Regions from separate parts of the Homo sapiens genome. Here all the other regions are linked to region 2. Evidence: read pairs that join two places in POLR2A ChIA-PET (ENCODE). Cell type or tissue: MCF 10A. All regions are shown on one strand. Links, peaks and the distances in the headings refer to the core of each region. The heading gives the core; the rest is flanking DNA. Region 1 holds the start of COG7 (component of oligomeric golgi complex 7). Region 2 has its middle 25 kb from the start of SCNN1B. Region 3 overlaps GGA2 (golgi associated, gamma adaptin ear containing, ARF binding protein 2).

Region 1 (9,725 bases), core at 5,726-9,725, 170 kb before region 2:
CATGCAAGTAGTAATAAGAAAGCTGGAGTGGCTGTGTTAATATCACACAAAATACTTTTTTTTCTTTTTTTTGAGACAGTCTTGTTCTGTCTCCCAGGCTGCAGTGCAGTGGTGTGATCTCACCTCACTGCAACCTCCACCTCCTGGATTCAAGCGATTCTCCTGCCTCAGCCTCCCGAGTAGCTGGGATTACAGGCGCCCACCACCATGCCTGGCTAATTTTCGTATTTTTAGTAGAGACGGTTTCACCATGTTGGCCAGACTGGTCTTGAACTCCTGACCTCAAGTGATTCGGCCTCCCAGAGGGCTGGGATTACAGGTGTGAGCCACCGCACCTGGCATAAAAATAGACTTTAAGACAGAAATATTACTAGAGACAGAAAAGAACATTTAATAATGATAAAAGGTGAATATACCAGGAAGACATAAAATTATAAAATGTATATGCACCTCACATCAAAGCCCCAAAATACCTAATGCAAAAATTAAATAGAATCAAATGTAAAAATGGATGATTCAATAATAACTGGAGGCCAGGTATGGTGGCTCATGCCTGTAATCCCAGCACTTTGGGAGGCTGAGGTGGATGGATCACGTGAGGTTAGGAGTTTGTGACCAGCCTGACCAACATTGAGAAACCCTGTCTCTACTAAAAATACAAAATTAGCCGAGTGTGGTGGTGCATGCCTGTAATCCCAGCTACTTGGGAGGCTGAGGCGGGAGAATCACTTGAACCTGGGAGGCGGGGGTAGTGGTGAGCCAAGATCACACCATTGCACTCCAGCCCTGCCAACAAGAGCAAACTCCATCTCCAAAAAAAATAAATAAATAAATAATAGGGCCGAGTGCAGTGGCTCACACATGTAATCCCAGTACTTTGGGAGGCCAAGGCGGGTGGATCACGAGGTCAGGAGTTCGAGACCAGCCTGACCAACATGGTGAAACACCGTCTCTACTAAAAAATACAAAAATTAGCCAGGCATAGTGGCACATGCCTATACTCCCAGCTACTCAGGAGGCTGAGGCAGAAGAATCGCTTGAACGCGGGAGGCAAGGTTGCAGTGAGCTGAGATCGCACCACTGCACTCCAGCCTGGGCGACAGAGCAAAACTCTGTCTCAAAATAATAATAATTGGAGATCTAAATACCTTACCTTCAGTAATGACAGAACAACTACATAGAAAATCAGCAAGTATATAAAATAGTTGAACAACACTATTAATGTAGCTAAAATATATATGACACTCCACCCAATAACTGCAGATATATATTTTCAAGTGCACATGGAACAGTCTTCAGGATAGACCAATGCTAGGCCATAAAACAAGTCTCAATAAATTTAAAAGAATTTAAGGGCTGGGCACGGTGGCTCAGGCCTGCAATCCCAGCACTTTGGGAGGCTGAGACAGGGGATTGCTTGAATCTGCAGGGGATTTTGAAACCAACCTTAACAGCAAAGCAAGATGCCATCTCTATAAATAATAAAAGAATATAAACCAGCCGGGTGCGGTGGCTCACGCCTGTAATCCCAGCACTTTTGGAGGCCAAGGCGGCTGGATCACAAAGTCAAGAGATGGAGACCATCCTGGCCAACATGGTGAAATCCTGTCTCTACCAAAAATTCAAAAATTAGCTGGGTAGGCTGGGCGCGGTGGCTCACGCCTGTAATCCCAGCACTTCGGGAGGCCAAGGCAGGCAGATCACGCGGTCAGGAGATCGAGACCATCCTGGCTAACACGGTGAAACCCCGTCTCTACTAAAAATACAAAAATTAGCCGGGTGTGGTGGCGGGTGCCTGTAGTCTCAGCTACTCGGGAGGCTGAGGCAGGAGAATGGCGTGAACCCGGGAGGCGGAGCTTGCAGTGAGTGGATATTGTGCCACTGCACTCCAGCCTGGGCCACAGAGCAAGGCTCTGTCTCAAAAAAAAAAAAAGCCAGGTGTGGTGGCAGGTGCCTGTAGTCCCAGCTACTTGGGTGGCTGAGGCAGGAGAATCGCTTGAACCTGGGAGGTGGAGGTTGCAGTGAGCCAACATCGTGTCACTGCACTCCAGCCTGGAGACAGACTGGGACTTCGTCTCAAAAAAAAAAAAAAAAGAATATAAATCATACCAAGTATGTTTTCCAATCACATGGAATTGAATTAGAAATCAACAACAGGAAATCCAAGAAATACCCAATTATTTGGAAATTAAACAACATGCTTCTAAATAACCCATGGGTTAAATGAGTCACAAGAAAAATTTAAAAACATTTAGAATCAAACAAAAATGAAAACATCAAAATTTATGAATTACAGCTAGAGCAATGCTTCAGAGGAAATTTTTTTTTTTTTTTTTGAGACAGAGTCTTGCTCTGTTGCTCAGGCTGGAGTGCAATGGCGTGCATGATCTTGGCTCACTGCAACCTCCGCCTCCTGGGTTCAAGTGATTCTCCAGTCTCAGCCTCCTGAGTAGCTGGGACTACACGTGCCCACCACCACGCCCGGCTAGTTTTTGTATTTTTAGTAGAGACAGGGTTTCACCATATTGGTCAGGCTGGTCGTGAACTCCTGACCTCAGGTGATCCAACCACTTCGGCCTCCCAAAGTGGTGGGATTACAAGTGTGAGCCACCGCAGCCGGCCTCAGAGGAAATTTTTTTTAGAGACGGTCTCACACTGTCACCCAGGCTGGAGTGCAGTGGCACTGTTATAGCTCACTGCAGCCTCAAATTCCTGGGCTCAAATGATCTCTGGCCTTTCAGGCTTTTGAGTAGCTGGAACTACAGTTGCAAACCACCATGGCTAGATAATTTTTTTTAACTTTTTGTAGAGACAGTGTCTTGCTTTATAATTTTATTTTTTGTTTTTATTTTTTCCTAGCCATTAGACTATGAGGGAAAAATTAGTAATTTTAGATGCCTATATGAGAAAATAAAGTATTTAAAATCAGTAACCTAAGATTCTACTTTAATATACCAAAGAGCAAACTAAATTCAAAGAAGGAAACTGATTAGCATAGAGATCAATAATAGAAAATGAAAAATAGAAAAAAATTAAAGTCAAAGTTGAATAGAAAAAAAATTAACAAAGTCAAAATAGGTTCTTTTTTTTTTTTTTTTTTGAGACACAGTCTTGCTCTATCACCCAGGCTGGAGTGCAGTGGCCTGACCTCGGCTCACTGCAATCTCTGCCTCCCAGGTTCAAGCAATTATCCTGCCTCAGCCTCCTGAGTAGCTGGGATTACAGGCGCCAACCACCACGGCTGGCTAATTTTTGTGTTTTTAGTAGAGACGGGGTTTCACCATGTTGGCCAGGCTGGTCTCAAACTCCTGACCTCAGATGATCTGCCCGTATTGGCCTCCCAAAGTGCTGGGATTATAGGCGTGAGCCACCGCACCCGGCCTGCAGCTGATTCTTTTAAAAGAGCAACAGAATTCACAAATTTCAGCAGACTGACCAAGGGAAAAAAAAATTACCAAAGTCAGGAAAGAACAGGCAGACGTCACAATTCTACAGATGAGAAAAGACTATATGAGGATCCTTTGAACAATTTTATGCCAACAAATTATACAACTTGGATGAAATGGACAATTATTTTTGAGATGGAGTCTTGCTCTGTTGCCCTGGCTGGAATGCAGTGGTACAATCACGGCTTCCTCCAACCTCCGCTTCCCAGGCTCAAGCAATCCTGCCTCAGCCTCCCTAGCAGCTGGGACTACAAAAAAAACACAAAATAAAAAAAAATTTAAAAAAATTAGCCATGCAAGTGTAATCATAAGAAAGCTGGAGTGGCTATGTTAATATCACATACAATAGACTTTTTTTTTTTTTTTTAGACAAAGTCTTGCTCTGTCTCCCAGGCTGCAGCGCAGTGGCGCAATCTCACCTCACTGCAACCTCCACCTCCTGGATTCAAGCAATTCTCCTGCCTCAGCCTCCCAAGTAGCTGGGATTACAGGCACCCACCACCATGCCCGGCTAATTTTTGTATTTTTAGTAGAGACGAGGTTTCACCCTGTTGGCCAGGCTGGTCTCGAACTCCCGACCTCAAGTGATTCGGCCTCCCAAAGTGCTGTGATTACAGGTGTGAGCCACCGCACCTGGCCTAAAACCGACAATTTTTTTTTTTTTTTTTTTGGGTGGAGTCTTGCTCTGTTGCCCAGGCTGGAGTGCAATGGCGCAATCTCCACCTACTGCAACCTCCGCCTCCTGGGTTCAAGCAATTCTCCTGCCTCAGCCTCTCGAGTAGCTGGGATTACAGGTGTGTGCCATCATGCCCAGCTAATTTTTGTATTTTTAGTAAAGACAGGGTTTCACCCTATTTGGGCCAGGCTGGTCGCGAACTCCTGACCTCAAGCTATCCGTCGCCTTGGCCTCCCAAAGTGTTAGGATTACAGCACTTTGTGCCTGGTCCCAAGATTCATTTGCCATCTTAAAATCAATTACTATATCATTTGAATAGAATGTGACAAGAACCACATGATTATCTCAATAGGCAGAGAAAAAAAAATACAAAATCCAACATCCTAAAAAAACTCTCAACAAACTAGGAATAGAAAGGGACTTCTGGCCGGGTGCGGTGGCTCACGCCTGTAACCCAGCACTTTGGGAGGCAGAGGCAGGTGGATCACCTGAGGTCATGAGTTCGAGACCAGCTTGGCCAACATGGTGAAACCCCGTCTTTAGTAAAAATATGAAAAATTAGCCACATGTGGTGGTGGGCACCTCTAATCCCAGTTACTTGGAAGGCTGAGGCAGAAGAATCGCTTGAACCCGGGAGACGGAGGTTGCAGTGAGCCGAGATTGCGCCATTGCACTCCAGCCTGGGCAAAAAAAGCAAAACTCCGTCCCCCCGCGCCCGCCCCCCCAAAAAAAAATTGCAAAGGAAAAAGTGTCTATTCACAGATGACATGATCCTGTATGTAAACAAATCCCAACCAACACCCCAACACACAAACTAGAAGACAAATTTAACAGTCAAATGGTACAAGATAAATCTATAAAAATCAATTGTTGCTGAGTGTGGTGGCTCACGCCTGTAATCCCAGCACTTTGGGAGGCTGAGGCAGGTGGATCACCTGAAGTCAGAAGTTCAAGACCAGCCTGGCCAACATGGCAAAACCTCGTCTCTACAAAAATTAGCTGGGTGTGGTGACACATGCCTGTAATCCCAGCTACTTGGGAGGCTGAGGCAGGAGAATTGCTTGAATCTGGGAGACGGAGGTTGCAGTGAGCTGAGATTGCCCTGCTGTACTCCAGCCTGTGTGACAAAGCAAGACTCCATCACACACACACACACAAAATCATTTTTCTGTAACAAGAAACTATGAAAATTAAGAAAATTCCATTCATGTTAGCATTAAAAGGAAATACTTATTTTATTTATTTATTTTTTGAGATGGAGTCTCACTCTGTCACCCAGGCTGGATAACAGTGGCCCGATCTCTGTTCACTGCAACCTTTGCCTCCCGGGTTCAAGCAGTTCTCCTGCCTCAGCCTCCTGAGTAGCTGGGATTACAGGTGCACACAACCACGCCAGGCTGTTTTTGTATTTTCAGTAGAGACGGGGTTTCACCATGTTGGGCAGGCTAGTCTTGTATGGAACTCCTGACCTTGTGATCCTCCTGCCTCGGCCTCCCAAAGTGCTGGGATTGCAGGCATGAGCCACTGCACCTAGAAAAGGAAATACTTATAAATAAATAAATTTAACAAAATAAGTGCAAGACTTGTATTATACAATGAAAACTACAAAATATTGCTGAGAGAAATTAAAGAAGATCTAAATCAGATCTAAATCCCCAGGGGTGATTCCTACTAGGGAACACTTGGCACTGTGTGGACAGATTTTTGGTTGCCACAACTTGGAGAGGATGTTGCTCCTAATGGGTAGCGGCCAGGGATGCTGCGAAATATCTTACAATGCATAGGACAGCCCCCATAACTAAAAATTATCTGGGCTCAGTAGTGCCAAGGCTGAAAAATTCCCATCTAAATAAATGAAGAGGCGTTTCATGCTATGGATTGGAACAGTCAATATTGTCATGATGGCAATTCTCCTAAAATTAATCCAACAATTCAACAGTTCAACATAATCCCTGTCAAAATCCCAGCAGGATTTTTTTTTTTTTTGGGGGGGATGGAGTCTCGGTCTGTTGCCCAGGCTGGAGTGCAGTGGCGGATCTCGGTTCACTGCAACCTCTGCCTCCTAGGTTCAAGCGATTCTCCTGCCTCTGCCTCCTGAGTGGCTGGGATTACAGGCGCGTGCCACCATGCCCAGCTAATTTTTTTATTATTAGTAGAGATGGGGTTTGACCATGTTGGTCAGGCTGGTCTCAAACTCCTGACCTCATCATCTGCCTGCCTCGGCCTCCCAAAGTGCTGGGATTACAGGCGTGAGCCACTGTGTCCTGCCTAAATTTTTAACAAGAGCAAAGTAAGAGGACTTACACTATCAGATTGCTCCCCTCGTCTCCCCTCCCTGCATTGCTCCCCTCCTCTCTCCTTCCCTCCTCTCCCCTCCCCCCAAATAACTGGGACTCCTAGCAGAAGGGTTACCCCAGTTAAAACCTACTCAACCCAGAAGAATGAGACAAACCAAGGGAGATGCCAATGAAAAACGAGTGACTATCAGGCCTGGAGATGGCAGCCAGCCACTCATACCCCAATGGCAGGCCAACCTGGAAAACTGTCCCCTGTAGGGTTTCCAAGGATGACATCTTGTCCTCCCCCTTGGGTTGGTCCCACTCTTGAAACAACATAAAAACTTAGAACCTAAAGAATACCCTCATACCTTCCCCTACCTTTTCTTCTTTTCTTTTCGAGACAGGGTCTCGCTCTGTCACCCAGGCTGGAGTGCAGTGGCGTGATCACAGCTCACTGCAGCCTCGACCTCCTGGGCTCAGGCAATCCTCTCACCCCAGCCTCTCGAGTAGCTGAGACTACAGGTGTGCGCCACCACACTCAGCTAATTTTTAATTTTTTTGCAGAGACGGGGTCTTCCTATGTTGCCCAGGCTGAGAAATTGTTTGTGATTATGGGTTATGCACAGATTTCTCAGCCGCAACACCAAAAGCATGATCCATAAAAAAAGGTGATAAGGAACTTAACAAACTTTAAAAGGTCTGCACCTCAAAACACATCATTAAGAAAATAATTAGTTAGGCCAGGCGCGGTGACTCACGCCTGTGATCCCAACACTTTGGGAGGCCGAGGCAGGCGGATCACCTGAGGTTGGGAGTTTGAGGCCAGCCTGGCCAGCGTGGTGAAACCCCATCTCTACTAATAATACAAAAAGTAGCCGGGCGTGGTGGCACGCGCCTGTAATCCCAGCTACTCGGGAGGCTGAGGCAAGACACTCGCTTGAACCTGGGAGGCGGAGGTTGCAGTGAGCCGAGATCGCGTCACTTCGCTCCAACCTGGGCGACAGAGCAAGACTCCGTCTCAGAAAAAAATAAAGAAAGAAAGAAAAAGAAAGAAATAGCCGGGCGTGTTGTCGCGCGCCTGTAGTCCCAGCTACTCTGGAGGCTGAGGTGGGAGGATCGCTGGAGCCCAGAAATTTGAGGCTGCAGTGAGCTGAGATCGTTCAATTGCCCAGGAATTTGAGGCTGTAGTGAGCAGAGATCGTTCAATTGCACTCCATTGCTGCCCACTGCGCTCCACTGTTGCCCAGGCTGTCCTAGAACTCCTGGCCTCAAGCGATTCTCCCGCGTCAGCTTCCTAAAGAGCTGGGATTACAGGCGCGAGCCACCGCGTAAATGCGCTAATGTATGTCAGGGCTTTATAGTAAGCATATAGTTTAGTCCTCGGCAAATGTTAGCAGACATGGGATATTTGTCGGTGCCGGGAGCTCTCAGTCCGGGGCGTTTTCCCACACCCACCTCTGCTCAGCGCTCCGGACGCCTGCAGTCACTATGGTAACGGCCAACGACTTCCGGAAGAAGAACGGCGGGCGGCGAGGGTCATTCCCAGCCGCAAACTGAGTGCGCTGAGCGGGGAAGCGCAAAGGGGCAAGTTACCCGTCCTGGCGTTTCTGGGGTTCGCCTCGGAGGCTAGCCTCGGTGCTCTCGCAGGCTCGCTCGCTTCTGCATCCCCGTTGCCGCCCGGAGCCAACTCTTAAGTTCTGGACGCCAGGCCTGAGGCAGTTCCGCCATGGACTTCTCCAAGTTCCTGGCAGACGACTTCGACGTGAAGGAGTGGATCAATGCGGCCTTCAGGGCCGGCTCCAAGGAGGCGGCGTCCGGGAAGGCGGATGGCCACGCAGCCACCCTGGTGATGAAGCTGCAGCTGTTCATCCAAGAGGTGAACCACGCCGTGGAGGGTGAGCCGCTCGGGGCCCTGGCCGCGGGACCCTCCCCTGCTCTCGGCTGGGCAGAGGTCACCGAACTTGCGTGAGGCACTCAGGTGGGCGGGGCACGCATGGACAGCAAATACCCTCGGCAAAAGAGCAAGCCCCGAACTCCTGATCACGTCAGCGGGAGTCTCAGCTGGGTGCCGGGCTGTCTTGAACACTTGCTAATTTTGGGTGTTGTTTTTCCTCCTCTGGCTGGGCTATAAGTTTCCTTTTTCTTTTCTTTCTTTCTCTTTGTTTTTTCTTTTGAAACAGGGTCTCTCTACAGTGGCTCGATCATAGCTCACTGCAGCCTCGAACTCCTGCACTCAAGCGATCCTCTCGCCTCTCGAGTCGCTAGGACTACAGGCGCGAGCCACCGCGCCCCACAAATTCTGTTTAAAAAAAAAATTGTAGAGATGGGATCTCACTGTGTTGCCAGGCTGGTCTCAAATTCAAATTCCTGGGCATAATGGGTTTTCCAGTCTTGGCCTCCCAAAGTACTGTGATTATACCTGTGAGCCACCACATCTGGCCTGAAGTTTCCTTTTGGAACTTAAAAGAGTGGATCTTATTGCAGTAGCTCTTCTCTAAATAATTCAATAGCAGATCTCTGGGATTCCCTTTTTATTATTATCCATAGGCACTGGAAGACAAGATGGATCTTTTTAAATGCTAGAAGTTTTAACCAGTTCTTAACATGTCTTTGTTGAGGCACCTTCCAGAATATAAGATAAAACAACTCCAGTTTCTGTTATAGTGACTTGAATCTCAGAGTCAAGAGCCCAGTGTCAAAGAAAATTGGCTTTGACTTTTTGTAATCTAGGAGCACGAGTCTGTGAGGTGTTTATTCAAAGAGTTAAAGAGCCTGTTTTGTACCAAACAATAAACTGTAAAAAGAAAAAAAAAGTGAATTTTGAGAGTATGAAAGAATAGCCAACAGATCCATATATCTGGAAAAAACGTATTATAGTATAGGTATAAGAGAATGACACAGATCTAGAAAACATTGTTTTAGTGGATTTTATTTCAGCTGAGGAAGATAGGCTGGTCTCAGTGGAGACTTAAACCTTTTTTTTTTTTTTTTTTTTGAGACAGGGTCTCATTCCTCATTCTGCTGCCCAAGCTGGAATGCAGTGATACCATCATAGTTCACTGCAGCCTCAAACTCTGGGTTCAAGCAGTCCGCTCGCCTCAGCCTCCCAAGTAACTGGAACTATAGGCATGTGCCACCATGCCTGGCTAATTAAAAAAAAAAATTTTTTTTTAGAGACAAGGTCGCACTATGTTGCCCAGGTTGATCTCAAATTTCTGACCTCAAGTGATCCTCCCATCTTGGCTTCCCAAAGCCCTAGGATTACTGGTGTGAGCCACCACGCCTGGCCTAAACCATTTGTTGAGGATAAGTTAAATTATAAAA
Region 2 (10,747 bases), core at 1,294-5,293:
CACACTAGTGGGTGTGTCTTATGGAAAGTTGCTTCTGCTCTGGCCCTGTTTTAGCTAGTTCTCAATTTGGTCCAGTGTCCAAGCCCCACATCTGGAATGGAGTCATGCCTCCTACCTCAATTAAGATATTTTCAACTCATGATGGGTTTATCAGGATGTAACCCCATCATAAACCAAGGAGGAGTATTCATAGATTCCTTTCTTTATCTGTACTTATTTGCTTTGTGAATCTTGGCAAGTTACCTAATCTCTCTTAGCCTCAGCCTTTGTATCAGGAAAATGGGATAATAATAGTGCCTATCTCATGTTATTGTTGTAAAGATTAAATTAGAAGACACATAGTAGATGCTTAGCTCAGTTCTTGGCACCTAATAAATGTTTGAAAACCCTATCTGTTCTTCCCCCTCATTTTGGGGGGTACTAATTCCATCACTGTTTTTATTTATTGAAATTAAATTTTCTATTTTTATGGATTTATGGGTACAAGTGCAGTCGTGGTACGTGGATATAGTGTGTAGTGGTGAAATCTGGGTTTTTAATGTACCCATCACCCAAATAGTGTATATTGTACCTAATAGGCAGTGTTCCATCCTTCATCCCTTTCCCACCCTCCCACCTTTTGGAGTCTCCATGCCAGGCTAATTTTTGTATTTTTTCTGTAGAGACGGAGTTTCCCCATGTTGCCCAGGCTGGTCTCGAACTCCTGGGCTCAAGCAACTCACCCACCTCGGCCTCCCAAAGTGCTGGGATTACAGGCATGAGCCACTGCACCCGGCCAGTAAGTATTACTATTATGATCCCCAGTTTTCCACATATAAACAAGCACAGAGAGGTTAAGTGATTTGCCCAAGGTCACACAGCAATTAAATGAATAATCAGGAGGCAAACTCAAATATGTCTGATTTTCATACAGTCCATACAGCAGTTAAATGAAGAATCAGGAGGCAAACTTAAATATGTCTGATTTTCAAGTCTTGTGTTTTGGATGAATAAAACCAGGACATGTCAGAAACTTCCTCCTCTGTATGTCCATGTGTACCCATTATCTAGCTACCACTTATAAGTGAGAATATGTAAAAACCCTTATCTATTCTTATTCTAGGTTACAGAGTGCCAACTGTACCTGACCCCACCAGGGACAGCCAGGGACTTCTTTCTCTGTGCCTCCATGGACACACAGCTAATGTTTACTGAACAGCTGTTATGTACCAGAGTCTTAACTTATTCCATCGTTTTTGTTTGTTTATTTGTTTTGAGACAGAGTCTTGCTCTGTCACCCAGGCTGGAGTGCAATGGTGTGGTCTTGGCTCACTGCAACCTCCCACTCCAGAGTTCAAGTGATTCTCCTGCCTCAGCCTCCGGAATAGCTGGGATTACAGGTGCCAGCCACTACGCCCAGCTCATTTTCCTATTTTTAGTAGAGATGGGGTTTCACCATGTTGGCCAGGCTGGTCTTGAACTCTTGACCAAAGATGAACCACCCACTTTGGCCTCCCAAAGTGTTGGGATTACAGGTGTGGGCCACCGCCTTATTTAATCTTAATAAAAATCTTTATGGAATGGCTATTACTGTTCTTCCCATTTTCCAGATGAGAAAATCAAATCACTGGGTCTCAGGGCTTGTACAGAAGAGGAGGCACGATTTGTGCCTAAGCAGTCCACCTCCAGGGTCCATGCATTTTAACCTGTACTCTAAATTTTTCTGGCATGTTGGACATCATTGTTACAGGATGTAAGGAAGTGTCTCTCTCCTCAAGTAGCCCACAGCCTGAGCTGGCTCATTAATTACTAAGCACAATGCAATGTGATATTTGCAGATCGTTTGTGTGCTTGTTAATTTATTCAGTCATTCATCCGTTTATTCATTCAGGAAGCTCTGAACACCAATTATGTGCCGATCCTGTGCTAGGGGCTGGTGAGGAGGCACATGGTCACTTGGGGAACCCAGACCACACCTTCTCTAGCCACTGACTGCATAGTGGTGAAAGAGGAAGCTTCTGACATTTCCTGGTGTTATTCTTCCAAAGCACAAGACTAGAAAGTCAGACATATTTGAGTTCGCCTCCTGATTATTCATTTACTTGCTGTGTGCCCTTGGGAAAATTGCTTAACCTCTCTGTGCTTGTTTAATACGTGGAAAACTAGAGCTCATAATAATAATACCTACCAGCCAGGCATGGTGGCTCACGCCTATAATCCCAGCACTTCGGGAGGCCAAGGCAGGTGGATTGCTTGATCCCAGGAGTTCCAGCCTGGGCAACATGGGGAAATCCCATCTCTACCAAAAATACAAAAATTAGCCGGCATAGTGATGCATGCCTGTGGGCCCAGCTACTCAAGAGGCTGAGGTGGGAGGATCACTGGAGCCTGGGAAGTTGAGGCTGCAGTGAACTGTGATCGTTCCACTGCACTCCAGCCTGGGTGACAGAGTGAGACTCTGTCTCAAAAAAAAAAATTAAAATTAAAAAAATAAAAATAAAAATGATACTTCCCTCTCAAGCTTCATGTAAGAGCGAAACAAGAGGATGAACGCAAAGCCCCTGGCGGAGTGCTGGGCACACGGAAAGGACTGAACCCATTGTTACTACTAACTGTTGGTGATGGTTGTTAACTGCGCATGACCACCAACAATGGAAGATTGTTGTTCTAAAATCTGCATCCCTTAGTTTGGCAAAATTTCGGTGGTGCTAGCAAACCAGGTGCATTCCTTCTGGCTTTTCAACCGACAAGTCTCAGCAGGATGAAAACAGTGCTAGTAGGCATGACAGATGCATCTTTACTGAATACACAAAGTCAGCTGTTGTTCTCCAGGGGCTCTGCAGAAACACTGGAGAGAGCTCGGAGCTCTGCAGGCTTCCTCCACCCTCCCAGCAAGCCCGGCCCTGCCTGGCTCCAGATCAGTCATGCCTGGCTGGGTTTAAAGAGCTGCAACCCATCTGAACGTAGAAGGTACGAATTTCACTCCACAATCTTGGACGTGCAACACATAAAAGTGTTTACTTTTCTGTAACGAAGTAATTTGTATTTCTGTCCTCTTCAAAAAAGAAGCAGAAAATTAAATATCAGCCAGTTCTGAGCCCAAAGATAAGCTATATGCGGAGGACTCCCAAATTTCTTCAGCATTTTCCCTGAAATCCAAGCACATCTATCTGTGTCCTTGACAATCTCACTTGGATGTTCATTAGACATCTCCAAATTAAGAATTATCCAGCACTGAACACCAGAAGCTTCTCCCTCACCCTCCTCCTTGTGTAAGTTTTCTCCATCTCAGTAAATGGCAACCCTGATCTTTAAGGTTTCAGACCACGGCTGGGCGTGGTGGTTCACACCTGTAATCCCAGTAGCTTGGGAGGCTGAGGTGGGCAGATCACTTGAGCCCAGGAGTTCAGGACCAGCCTGGCCAACATGGTGAAAACCCGTCTCTACTAAAAATACAAAAATTAGCCAGGCGTGGTGGTGGGCACCTGTAATTATTCCAGCTACTTGGGAGGTTGAGGCAGGAGAATTGCTTGAACCCGGGAGGCAGAGGTTGCAGTGAGCCAAGATTGCTCCACTGCACTCCAGCCTGGGTGACAGAGTCAGCCCCCATCACACACACACACACACACACACCCCACACACACAAAATTTTCAGACCAAAGACTTTGGAGGCTTTTTTTCAACACCCGCCCCCTCCCCTTTTTTTTTATTAAGGTGAGATTCACAGAACATAAAATTAGCCATTTCATTTCATTTTTTATTTTTTTAGAGGCAAGTTCTCACTCTGTCGTCCAGGCTGGAGTGCAGTGGTACGATCATAGCTCACTGCAGCCCCCAACTTCTGTGCTCAAGTGATCCTCCCACTTCAGCCTCCCAAGTAGCTGGGACTACAGGTGCATGCAATCAAGCTGGGCTAATTTTTTATTTTTTGTAGAGATGTGAGGGGTGGGGGGGTCACTATGTTGCCCAGGCTGATCTTAAGCTCCTGGCCTCAAGCAATAAAATTAACCATTTTAAAGTGAACAATCCAGTACCATTGAGTGCACTCAGATGTTATGCAACCATCACCTCTAATTCCAAAACATTTGTATCACCCTATAAGAAAACCCCATACTCATTAAGCAGTTACCCCCCTCCCGTCTCCCACTACCCCCTGGCAATTGGCAGTCTGCCTTCCATCTGCATGGATTTACCTATTCTGGACATTTCACATGAATTGAATCATACAATATGTGGACAGGCTATCCAGCCTGGGTGACAGTGTGAGACTGTCTCAAAACAAAGCAAAACAAAACAAAACTACAGATCATCTCTCTCTAAATGTCCCATAGGCACCACAAACTTGACAAGCCCAAAGTGAAACTCACCCCACTCCCAAATAGCCGAGGTTGTTGTCCTTCTTGGCAACAACTTAGAGGACCTGACTTCTTCCACTTAGCCAAGTGTTTTGAGGTTCAAGCATGTTTTAGCCTGTATCAGCACTTCATTCCCCTTTAGGGTTGATCCTACTCTCTTACAACGCACAGCCAATCAGCCAGTGAAGCCAGCTGAGTCTACCTTCAAAGTATTTCTAGAATGGATTCATTTCTCACCATTTCCACTGCTGGCACTTCATTCCCCCTCCCCAATATAGCATCACCTGTCACCTGGATCACCTGGATTTTCTTACTTCTGTCCTTCATGCTTCCCCCTCCCTCCCCACCCTGCCTGGTCCTTTTTTTTTTTTTTTTTTTTGAGACGGAGTCTCAGTGGCACGATCTCGGCTCACTGCAACCTCTGCCTCCCTGGTTCAAGCAATTCTCCGGCCTCAACCTCCCAAGTAACTGGAATAATTACAGGAGGAGAATCGCTTGAACCCAGGAGGTGGAGGTTGCAGTGAGCAGAGATTGCACTGCTGCACTCACTCCAGCCTAGGCAACAGAGCATCTCAATATATATATATATATTTGTTAAATTAATGAATTTTGGGATCTTCACTCTTTTCTCTTTGGTGGTGTCTGAGTTCCAAAGGGCTTACAAAGTGCCAAGATGTCAAGGAAAGGTGTCTTCTATATATATATATATATATATTTTTTTTTTTTTTTTTTTTTTTGAGACAGAGTCTTGCTCTGTTGCCCAGGCTGGAGTCCAGTGGAGTGATCTTGGTTCACTGCAACCTCCACCTCCTGAGTTCAAGCAATTCTCGTGCCTCAGCCTCCCAAGTAGCTGGGATCACAGGTGCACGCCACCATGCCTGGCTAATTTTTGCATTTTTAGTAGAGACAGGGTTTCGCCATGTTGGCCAAGCTGGTCTCGAACTCCTGGCTTCAAGTGATCCACCCGCCTTGGCCTCCCAAAGTGCTGGGATTACAGGTGTTAACCACGGTGCCTGGCTGCATCTTCTATCTTAAAATGAGGAATACCTTCCATGGACATGCTAAATTTTCCTCCGACACTGTTCTGAATTCTTTCATTCCTTCACAGCAATGCTCCTGATTGAGTGGCCTTCATCTCCCCTCCTCGTCAATCCGGGGCAATCTGGCTCTTACCAACACATCAACTTCCTTCCTGTCCAAAACTGATGGATGGTTTTCAGCCCTTGATTTAGTTTGCCTCTCTGCAAATACTGTTGCCTGCACATGCTTTCGTGAAATTGTCTCTTTCCTTGATCTTCATGATGTCACGCTCTCATTGTCTTTTGTCCTCAGATGCTACACTGCTTTGTATCAGATGCTTGTGTGAGCTCCACTTCCTCTGCTCACTCCTTAAATGTTGGCATTCCACAGGGTTTCAGTCCAGGCCTTGTTCTTTCTCCTGTTTCTCTCCTTCCTCCTCTCCCTGGAATGAACTTATTGACTCTCATGACTGTATCCTCAGCCTGAATCTTTTTCTTGATCTCTAGGCCCATATATAATTGACTACAAGGCTGGGTCCAGCTTACATCTGTAATCCCAGCACTTTGGGATGCCAAGGCAGGAGGATTGCTTGAGGCCACCAGTTCAAGGCCAGCCTGAGCAACATAGTTGGGACCCCCTCAAAAATTTAAAAAATTAACTGGGCATGGTAGCACCTGCCTGTAATCTCAGCTGTCTGGGAGGTCGAGGCAGGATGATCGCTTGAGCCCAGGAGTTCGAGGCTGCAGTGAGCTATGATTACACCACTGTACTCCAGCCTGAGCAATGGAGTGAGACCCTGTCTCTTAAAAAGAAAGAAAGAAGCCAGGCACGGTGGCTGATGCCTGTAATCCCAGCACTTTGGGAGGCCAAGGTGGGTGGATCACGAACGAGTTCAGGAGTTCAAGACCAGCCTGGCCAACATGGTGAAACCCTGTCTCTACTAAAAATACAAAAATCAGCTGTGCATGTTCACGGGCATCTGTAATCCCAGCTACTCGAGAAGCTGAGGCAGGAGAATCACTTGAACCCTGGGAGGTGGAAGTTGCACTGAGTTGAGATTGCACCATTGCACTGCAGCCTGGGTGACAAAGCAAGATTCTGTCCTCCCTACAAAAAAAGAAAGAAAGAAGTAAAGAAAGAAAGAAGGAAAGAAAGGAAGGAAGGAAGGAAGGAAGGAAAGAAAGGAAGGAAGGAAGGAAGGAAGGAAGGAAAGAAAGAAAGAAAGAAAGAAAGAAGGAAAGAAAGAAAGAAAGAAAGAAAGAAGAAAGAAAGAAAGAAAGAAAGAAAGAAAGAAAGAAAGAAAAATTAACTACAGAGCAATGCTCTCTAAATGTCCAGTAGGTACCACAAACCTGACAAGTCCAAAGTGAACTAATCCCACCCCCCAAACTGCTGGGATTGTTGTCTTTCTTGGCTAATGGAATCACCAACCATTCAGCTATCCCACAGGTAAACTCAGCCCTCATCCTTGTTTATCTGTTTTGCTTAGTTGCCCATCTCATCCATTATGAATCCTCTAACCCCATTTCCTGATATCTGGAACTCTCACTGCCCTCTGCAGCCACTCCTGTAGTTTAGACTGTCATCTTTTCTCACCTTCACAGCTGGTCTCCTGCTATCTTCTCTGCTTTTCCCCTCCAGTCTATTCTCCATATACAAACGAGATAAATTTTTCTGGAATGCAAATTTATCCTGAATTTCAGATCCTTCCATGGCTTTGATCATTATTGGGATAAATTCCTTGACCCAGCTTATAACACCCCGCCTGGTCTAGCCCCTGTGGTTGCTCCACCATCATGGCTTGCCTTCTGCTCTCTAGATAGACAGAACGTCCTTCTTGTCTTCAACATGCCATGATTTTCAATGCTTTTCATTTTTGCTTACATTGATCTGTTTGTTGGCAACATTGCCCTTCCCTTCCTCCCTTTCCTTCATCCTGATAACTCTTAACATATCTTCCAGGTATCAGCTTAGAAACCATTCTTCCAGGGAGTTTCCCCATCTTCCCAAGTCTGGCACAGCACAGACTGCTACGTGTTTACCAAACCCTGGTTCTTTTTCTTCTTGGGCTCATAGTTGGACTACATTTCCCAGGCTCCCATGCAGACGAGTGAGACCATGTGACTGAGTTCTGGCCAACTGAAAGTGGGTAGAATGATGTACATCTATTCAAGGTCTGTCCTATGAAAACCTTCCATGTTATCTTCCACAGTGTTCTTTCCCTCCCCTAGGTGGATGCAGAGGATCTGACAGGGAACTGACATTCTTATGGGAGGGCAGTGGAGCCATTAGATAGAAGGAGCCTGGGTCACTGAATGACTATGTGGAGCAGAGTCCCACCTACCCTTTCCTCAACCAGCATTAGATTGTAACATAAGTGAAAAATAAACTTTATTGTATTAAGACACTGAGATTGGAAGTTTGTCTGCTATAGCAATTAGCCTACCCTGATAAATATATCTGAATTATTTGGTCTCTTCTTCCCCACTCCCATTATCCCGAAGAATTCTTTCCTCCCCAACCACGGCACTGACTATATTGATAACAACATTCTCTCTCTCTTTGTCTGTCTACCTGACCATGAAGGTGTGGGAGGACCTGGATCATGCCTGTCTCTTCCTAGATAGAAACCAGCATTCAGCTCAGCACGTGGCCTGTAGCAGCCACTAAGTAAATATTTGTGGAATTGTTTATGTGGTTATTGAGTTATCTGTTCCTGAGTGCCTGTTTTGGTAACTTCCCTAGGACCAGATTCCTCCTACCTCTCACCATTCCTCTCCAAACACTCAGGTCCTGCCCTTGAACCAGCCCAGTGGCTGGAGCTCTCTGATATCACAGCTCCTGCAACAGATCCACCTCTTGGAATTCCAAAGAGTGCCAGGGTTCCCAGGCCTGGGCCTCCACCCACCTGTTAGTATCCCTGACATGGCCTGATTTTCTAGCACCTGCTGTCTGGATGTTACATTTTTCTCTGCTGAACTGGACTTCTTTTCAAGTCCTGCAACTTTATTGGTTCAGAGCCTAGGCTCTGGCAATGGGATAATTATTAAGATGTGTTGTTAAATGAAACGAAGTCAGGGACAGGAAGCGGGGTATATACTATGCCATCATTTGTAAAATATAACAAACATAAATATATACTGGAGTTTACATAAAACATTAGAACAGGGGTGTCCAATCTTTTGGCTTCCCTGGGCCACACTGGAAGAAGAAGAATTGTCTTGAGCCACACATAAAATACACTAACACTAACGATAGCTGATGAGCTAAAAAAAAAAAAAATTGCAAAAAAAAAATCTCCTAATGTTTTAAGAAAGTTTATGAATTTGTGTTGGGCTGCATTTAAAGCTGTTCTGGGTTGAATGCAGCCCATGGGCAGTGGGTTGAACAAGCTCACATTGGAAGAACACATCGGAAATCGGAAGTAATGGGTGGGTGGAGGATTAGAGTCCTCGGAGTGATTGAGGGAGGGAGATTTATCTTTTATTCATTTGCACTTTGTATAGCGTGAATAACAACCCCCCAAAGATGTGCACACCCCAATTCCTTGAGCTGTGAACGTATTACCTTACATTGCAAAAGAGACTTTGCAGATGTGATTATTAAGATCTTGGAATGGAGGCATCATCTTGGATTATCTAAGCAAGCTCAATATAATCACAAGGTTGGCTGCAAGAATGGAAGGCAGGCAGCCTCTAGGGCTGGAAAAGTCCAGGAACAGTTTCTCACTGGAGCTTCCAGGAGCAACACAGCCATGTGCACCCCTCAATTTTAGGACTTCTCATCTCCAACACTGTAAATAATAAATATGTGCTGCTTTTTTAAAAAAGTATTTTTACTTTTGTTTATATTTTATTTGATATATTTATTTATTTTTTTGAGATAGAGTTTCGCTGTTGTTGCCCAGGCTGGAGTGCAATGGTGTGATCTCGGTTCACTGCAATCTCCGCCTCCCGGGTTCAAGCGATTCTCCTGCCTCAGCCTCCCAAATAGCTGGGATTACAGGCATGTGCCACCAGGCCCAGCAAATTTTGTATGTTTTAGTAGAGATGGGGTTTCACCATGTTGGTCAGGCTGGTCTCGAACTCCTGACCTCAAGTGATCCACCCGCCTCGGCCTCCCAAAGTGCTGAGATTACAGGCATAAGCCACCTTGCTCAGCCTTTTGTTTATATTTTAGAGACAGTGCATTGCTATGTTTCCCAGGCTGGGCTTGAACTCCTGGGCTGAAGCGATCCTGACACCTCGGGCTCCCAAAGTGCTGGAATTACAGGCATGAGCGAACACACCCAGCAACTCGTGCTGTTTTAAACCACCACATTGGCCACATTCACAGTAATTTGTTGTAGCAGCAATGGGGAATTGATATTTGGAATTGTAATACTTGGAAACTTACGTTGAGAATGTTTTTCTATGTTTTCAAAATTTTAATGAAAATACATATGCAATCCAGAAAGCCTACTCTTTAGGCTTCGTCCCCTAGAAAGAAAAGCATCAGGACCCAAAGACATGAGTACCAGGAAGTTACTGCAGCATCGTTTGTGGCAAAATGCGGAAACAGTGACTGCCCATCAATACAGAGTGGGAGAACGCATACTGGTGCATCCATTATGCACCATTATTCGTACCACGGAATGTTATGCTGCCACGTGTTATGCTACCACCAAATGTTATGCTGCCACTACACTGTTGGATTAGAGTCACACTGGATAATCTGAAGAATTTCCGCCGGGCGCGGTGGCTCACGCCTGTAATCCCAGCACTTTGGGAGGCAGAGGCGGGCGGATCATGAGGTCAAGAGATCGAGACCATCCTGGCTAACACAGTGAAACCCCGCCTCTACTAAAAATACAAAAAATTAGCCGGGCGTGGTGGCGGGCACCTGTAGTCCCAGCTACTCGGGAGGCTGAGGCAGGAGAATGGCGTGAACCCGGGAGGCAGAGCTTGCAGTGAGCTGAGAACGCGCCACTGCACTCCAGCCTGGGCGACAGAGCGAGACTCCGTCTCAAAAAAAAAAAAAAAAAAAAAAAAGAATTTCCACAAGGCATAACTGAGTGGAAAAATTAAGAAAGGAAAAAGTGTATATAAGACGAATCCATATTTTTGTTTAAAAAAGGACAAAATTACAAAAAACTTGTGTATGTATATGCAATGTGTGTGTATGCGTATGCATGTGTGTAGGCATGTGTGTGTGTGTGCTAGAGAGAAACAGAGAGAGGGCGAGGTGTTGGGGGGATGAGAAGAGAATAGGATTATATAAGAATTAAGAAAAATGGCTGGGAGTAGTGGCTCACACCTGTAATCCCAGTGCTTTGGGAGGCCAAGGCAGGTGGATCACCTGAGGTCAGGAGTTGGAGACTAGCCTGGCCAACATGGTGAAACCCCGTCTCTACT
Region 3 (4,000 bases), core at 1-4,000, 220 kb before region 2:
TGATGCGGGAGCCTAGGCACGTGGTTCACCAGGCCCCGCCCTGCCAGCGGCCCCACCCCTACCTTTCATTCATTGCTGGCTGCTGGGAGCTTTCAGGTTTCTACACTGTGAGGAAGGTCTTATGGTTTCAACAAATGAAGAGGCTTATGTAAAAGAAAACTGAGCCGGGCACAGTGGCTCACATCTGTAATCCTAACACTTTGGGGGGCCGAGGCGGGCGGATCACGAGGTCAGGAGATCGAGACCATCCTGGCTAACATGGTGAAACCCCGTCCCTACTCGGGATCTTCCCGCCTCGGCCTCTCAAAGTTCTGGGATTACCAATAAATCTTGATTGAGTCCTCATGATACAAGCTCTAGCAAATAAGAAAGAAACCTCCTTACATTTTGTGGATTGTATTGCTGCTTGGCCTTGGTTAAGGGTTTGGAACGTAATTTAACCTCAGAGAGGTTTTTTCTTTCTTAAAGAAAGCTGGTGCCGGCCGGGTGTGGTAGCTCACACCTGTAATCCCACTACTTTGGGAGGCTGAGGTGGACGGATCACGAGGTCAGTAGTTCGAGACTAGCCTGGCCAATATAGTGAAACCCCATCTCTACTGAAAATACAAAAAATTAGCCAGTCATGTTGGTGGGCACCTGTGATCCTAGCTACTCTAGAGGCTGAGGCCGGAGAATCGCTTGAACCCGGGAGGCGGAGGTTGCAGCGAGCCGAGATTGTGCCGCTGCACACCAGCCCGGGTGACAGAGCGAGACTCCATATCAAAAAAAAAAAAAAAAAGGTGGTGCCCGTCAGTGCTGTGTCTCTTTCACTTGGCAGCCAGGGAGGAGTGAGAAGGCTCTGGATTCTGTGAGGGGAGCTTGGGCCATGCCTCCTGTTCTCTGCCTCTCCTGTTCTCTCCCTGCCTCCCCCTGTTCTCTTCCTGCCTCTGCTCTTCTCTCCCTCCAGGTCCAGTCACATGCTGAAGTCAGAATTCTTTTGAGGTGTCAACCTTGACCTTGTAGTGAACTGAAACAGAAGCTTAAATGGTGTAGACTTTAGGTGATTCAGACACATAATCGCTGAGAATCACTGCTTTAAATAATTTATTTGATGAGTTTCTATGTTGTACGTATGGGTAAGGCACTGTAGGGAAGATATGGCTTCTGCCCTTAAGGTTTCATTCTCTTTAGGTAGGACAAGACATGTCTACATATTACAGTAAAAGCCAGAGACTGTACGTAATAATAAACAATTATCCTTTGTAGACCTCTTACTGCATGCTGCTGTACTAAGCATTTTAGACCCTTCCCCTTTAAATCACATGACAGTCCCATGAGGAAGGTACTATTTTCCTTGTTTTATTTTTTGTAAACATATTTGTAGAGATGGGGCCTCACTATGTTGCCCAGGCTTGTCACGAAGTCCTGGGTTCAGGCGATCCTCCTACCTTGGCCTCCAAAGTGCTGGGATTACAGGCATGAGACACTGTGCCCAGACTGTTTTTATTATTATTTTTGAGACGGGGTCTCATTTTGTCCCCCCAGGCTGGAGTGCAGTTGCACAATCATAGCTCACTGTAGCCTCCACCTCCTGGGCTCAAGTGATGCTCCTGAGTAGCTAGGACTGCAGGTGTGTGCCACCATGCCTGGCTTTTTTTTTTTTTGGAGACAGAGTCTCACCTTGTCACCCAGGCTGGAGTGCAGTGTCACGATCTCAGCTCACTGCAACCTCTGCCTCCCGGGTTCAAGCGATTCTCCTGCCTCACCCTACTGAGTAGCTGGGATTATAGATGCACGCTGCCACGCCCAGCTAATTATTTGTATTTTGGTAGAGACGGGATTTCACCGTGTTGCCCAGGCTGGCCTCCAACTCCTGAGTTCAGGCAATCCACCCTCCTCGGCCTCCCAAAGTGCTAGGATTAAGGCATGAGCCACTGCGCCCAGCCTTCTGACTAATTTTTTTTAAAAATTTCTGTGGAGATTGGGTCTCGTTATGTTGCTCAGGCTGGTCTCAACCTCCTAGGCTCAAGCGGTCCTCCTGCCTTGGCTTCCCAGAGTGCTGGGATCATAGGCATGAGCTGCAGCACCTGGCCCTATTTTCTTTATTTTATAGTTGAGGAAACTGAGGCTCAGCGAGTCCAAGTACATGTGACTAATGGGTGTAGCTGGAGATCCCTATCGGAGAAGGGGCAGATAAAATATCTGTTCAGAGGAGGAGGAGACAGCTTTTGTTTTATGGGGACGGGAGATAAAAAGGTCAGAGAAGTCTTTAGGGTGGAATGTGACTTGGGACTCAAGGGTAGATAGGATTTTAAGATACGGAACATGGGAGAGAGCTTTGCGGGGGTGGGGAGGAGAATATAGGAATCAATCACTGATCCTTCCCTCGCCCTTGTGTTCTCTCTTCACTTAGAATGGAGTCAGTGGGCAGGAAGATGGTGATTACCTGTCCGTTGACCCTCCCTATCTAGACACATGACTTCCACGTGACATAAATGTGACTGCAGTCAGGAAAAATTCAACTCGGACTGTGCTGTGTTGAGTAATCAGAGGGAGAAGCAGTGGGGTTGGCGCAGCGGGAGGAAGTTTTCTGCAGGAGCTGGAAATTCAGATGGGTCTGGAAGAATATGGATAGGGCACTGAGAGGAACAGAGTGGACACTCGGGCCAGGAGGATAATAATGTCAGAAGTACTGCCCCGAGAAGCAACGCCTCATTTCCAGAGCCTAAAAGAGCTGCTCTGTCAGAACCAGTACGGTTTCTCATCAGAGAGGCTGGGCAGGCCAGGACCAGATGGCCAGAGGGGAGTTGGAAGGGTGGTTGTTTTTTTTTTTTGTTTTTGAGGCAGGATCTTGCTCTCCCACCCAGGTTGGAGTGCAGTGGCATGATCTTGGCTCACTGCAGCCGCAGTCTTTCCACTTCAGCTTCCTGAGTAGCTGTGACTACAGTCACATGCCACCACGCCCAGCTAATTTTTTTTTTTTTTTTTTAGATGGAGTCTCGCTCTGTTGCCCAGGCTGAGTACAGTGGTGCCATCTCAGCTCACTGCAACCTCCACCTCCTGGGTTCAGGCAATTTTCCTGCCTTAGCCACCTGAGTAGCTGGGATTACAGGAACACTCCACCACGCCCAGCTAATTTTTTGTATTTTTAGTAGACACAGGGTTTCACCATGTTGGCAAGGCTGGTCTCAAACTCCTGAACTCAAGTGATCTACCTGCCTCGGCTTCCCAAAGTGCTGGGATTACAGGCGTGAGCCATCGCGCCTGGTCTTAATTTTTTAAAATTTTAGTAGGCATGTGATTTCCCCATGTTGCCCATGCTGGTCTCAAACTCCTGGGCTCAAGCGATGCACCTCAGCCCCATGAAGTGCTGGGATTACAGGTGTGAGCCACCATGCTGCCACTGGAAGTTTTATGAACGGTCAAGATGGTATTCCTTCTGGTGGTGTGTTCTTGTCTTCCTGTCACACAGCTGAGACACTTCCAGGTGGCCTCTCTTCTGTCTCCGCTTGTCACAGGCCAGGTGGGGGCATCCCAACTCGAGTGTGAAGCCAACACCCGGGCCAACCTCTGCACTAAAAGTGGAGCCGCTTTCAGGGGAATAACTTGTCAGTTAATTTTTTTTTTTTTTTTTTTTTTTTTGAGACAGAGTCTCCCTCTGTCTCCTGGGCTGGAGTGCAGTGGCGCAATCTTGGCTCACTGCAACCTCCACCTCCCAAGTTCAAGCGATTCTCCTGCCTCAGCCTCCCAAGTAGCTGGGATTACAGGCATGGATCACCATGCCTGGCTAATTTTTTTGTATTTTTAGTAGAGATGGGGTTTCATCATGTTGGTCAGGCTAGTCTCAAACTTCTGACCTCAAATGATTCCCCCCACCTCGGCCTCCCAAAATGCCGGGATTACAGGCATGAGCCACTGTGCCCAGCCAGCTTGTTAATTTGCTGGTTCATTCAATCAGCAAATATTCAGTAAGGGCATACCATGTGCCCAATGCTGTGCTGGGTGGTGGTAGGCAGCGCAG

Evidence for each region. Peaks named below come from ENCODE experiments on the same cell type or tissue, not always from the same donor. Only the 100,000 strongest peaks of a DNase experiment are listed, where the experiment ranks them.
Region 1: POLR2A ChIA-PET joins it to region 2 with 5 read pairs; 3 of 35 experiments call an interaction of 5 or more read pairs at or near these places.
Region 3: POLR2A ChIA-PET joins it to region 2 with 5 read pairs; 3 of 35 experiments call an interaction of 5 or more read pairs at or near these places.

What each region holds. Positions count from the first base shown.
Region 1 is chr16:23,451,397-23,461,121 of GRCh38, reverse strand. It overlaps COG7 (component of oligomeric golgi complex 7), which reads left to right and starts at 7,933. Exons shown (of 17, transcript NM_153603.4): 1 at 7,933-8,296. The coding sequence starts at 8,128. LOC124903667 (a long non-coding RNA gene) reads right to left here and starts at 8,379. Exons shown (of 2, transcript XR_007065030.1): 1 at 7,857-8,379; 2 at 5,333-5,652. RefSeq lists enhancers at 7,604-7,653, 7,944-8,273. In MCF 10A, for the core only: no CTCF peak of the experiment used is centred there; a DNase peak (open chromatin) is centred at 7,921.
Region 2 is chr16:23,271,940-23,282,686 of GRCh38, reverse strand. It overlaps a transcript of SCNN1B not described here. Among named protein-coding and RNA genes, the nearest start is that of SCNN1B, 25 kb to the left of the region's middle. RefSeq lists an enhancer at 2,260-2,782. In MCF 10A, for the core only: no CTCF peak of the experiment used is centred there; a DNase peak (open chromatin) is centred at 2,866.
Region 3 is chr16:23,495,924-23,499,923 of GRCh38, reverse strand. The region is part of intron 1 of GGA2 (golgi associated, gamma adaptin ear containing, ARF binding protein 2); the gene reads left to right. Among named protein-coding and RNA genes, the nearest start is that of GGA2, 13 kb to the left of the region's middle. In MCF 10A, for the core only: no CTCF peak of the experiment used is centred there; a DNase peak (open chromatin) is centred at 2,493.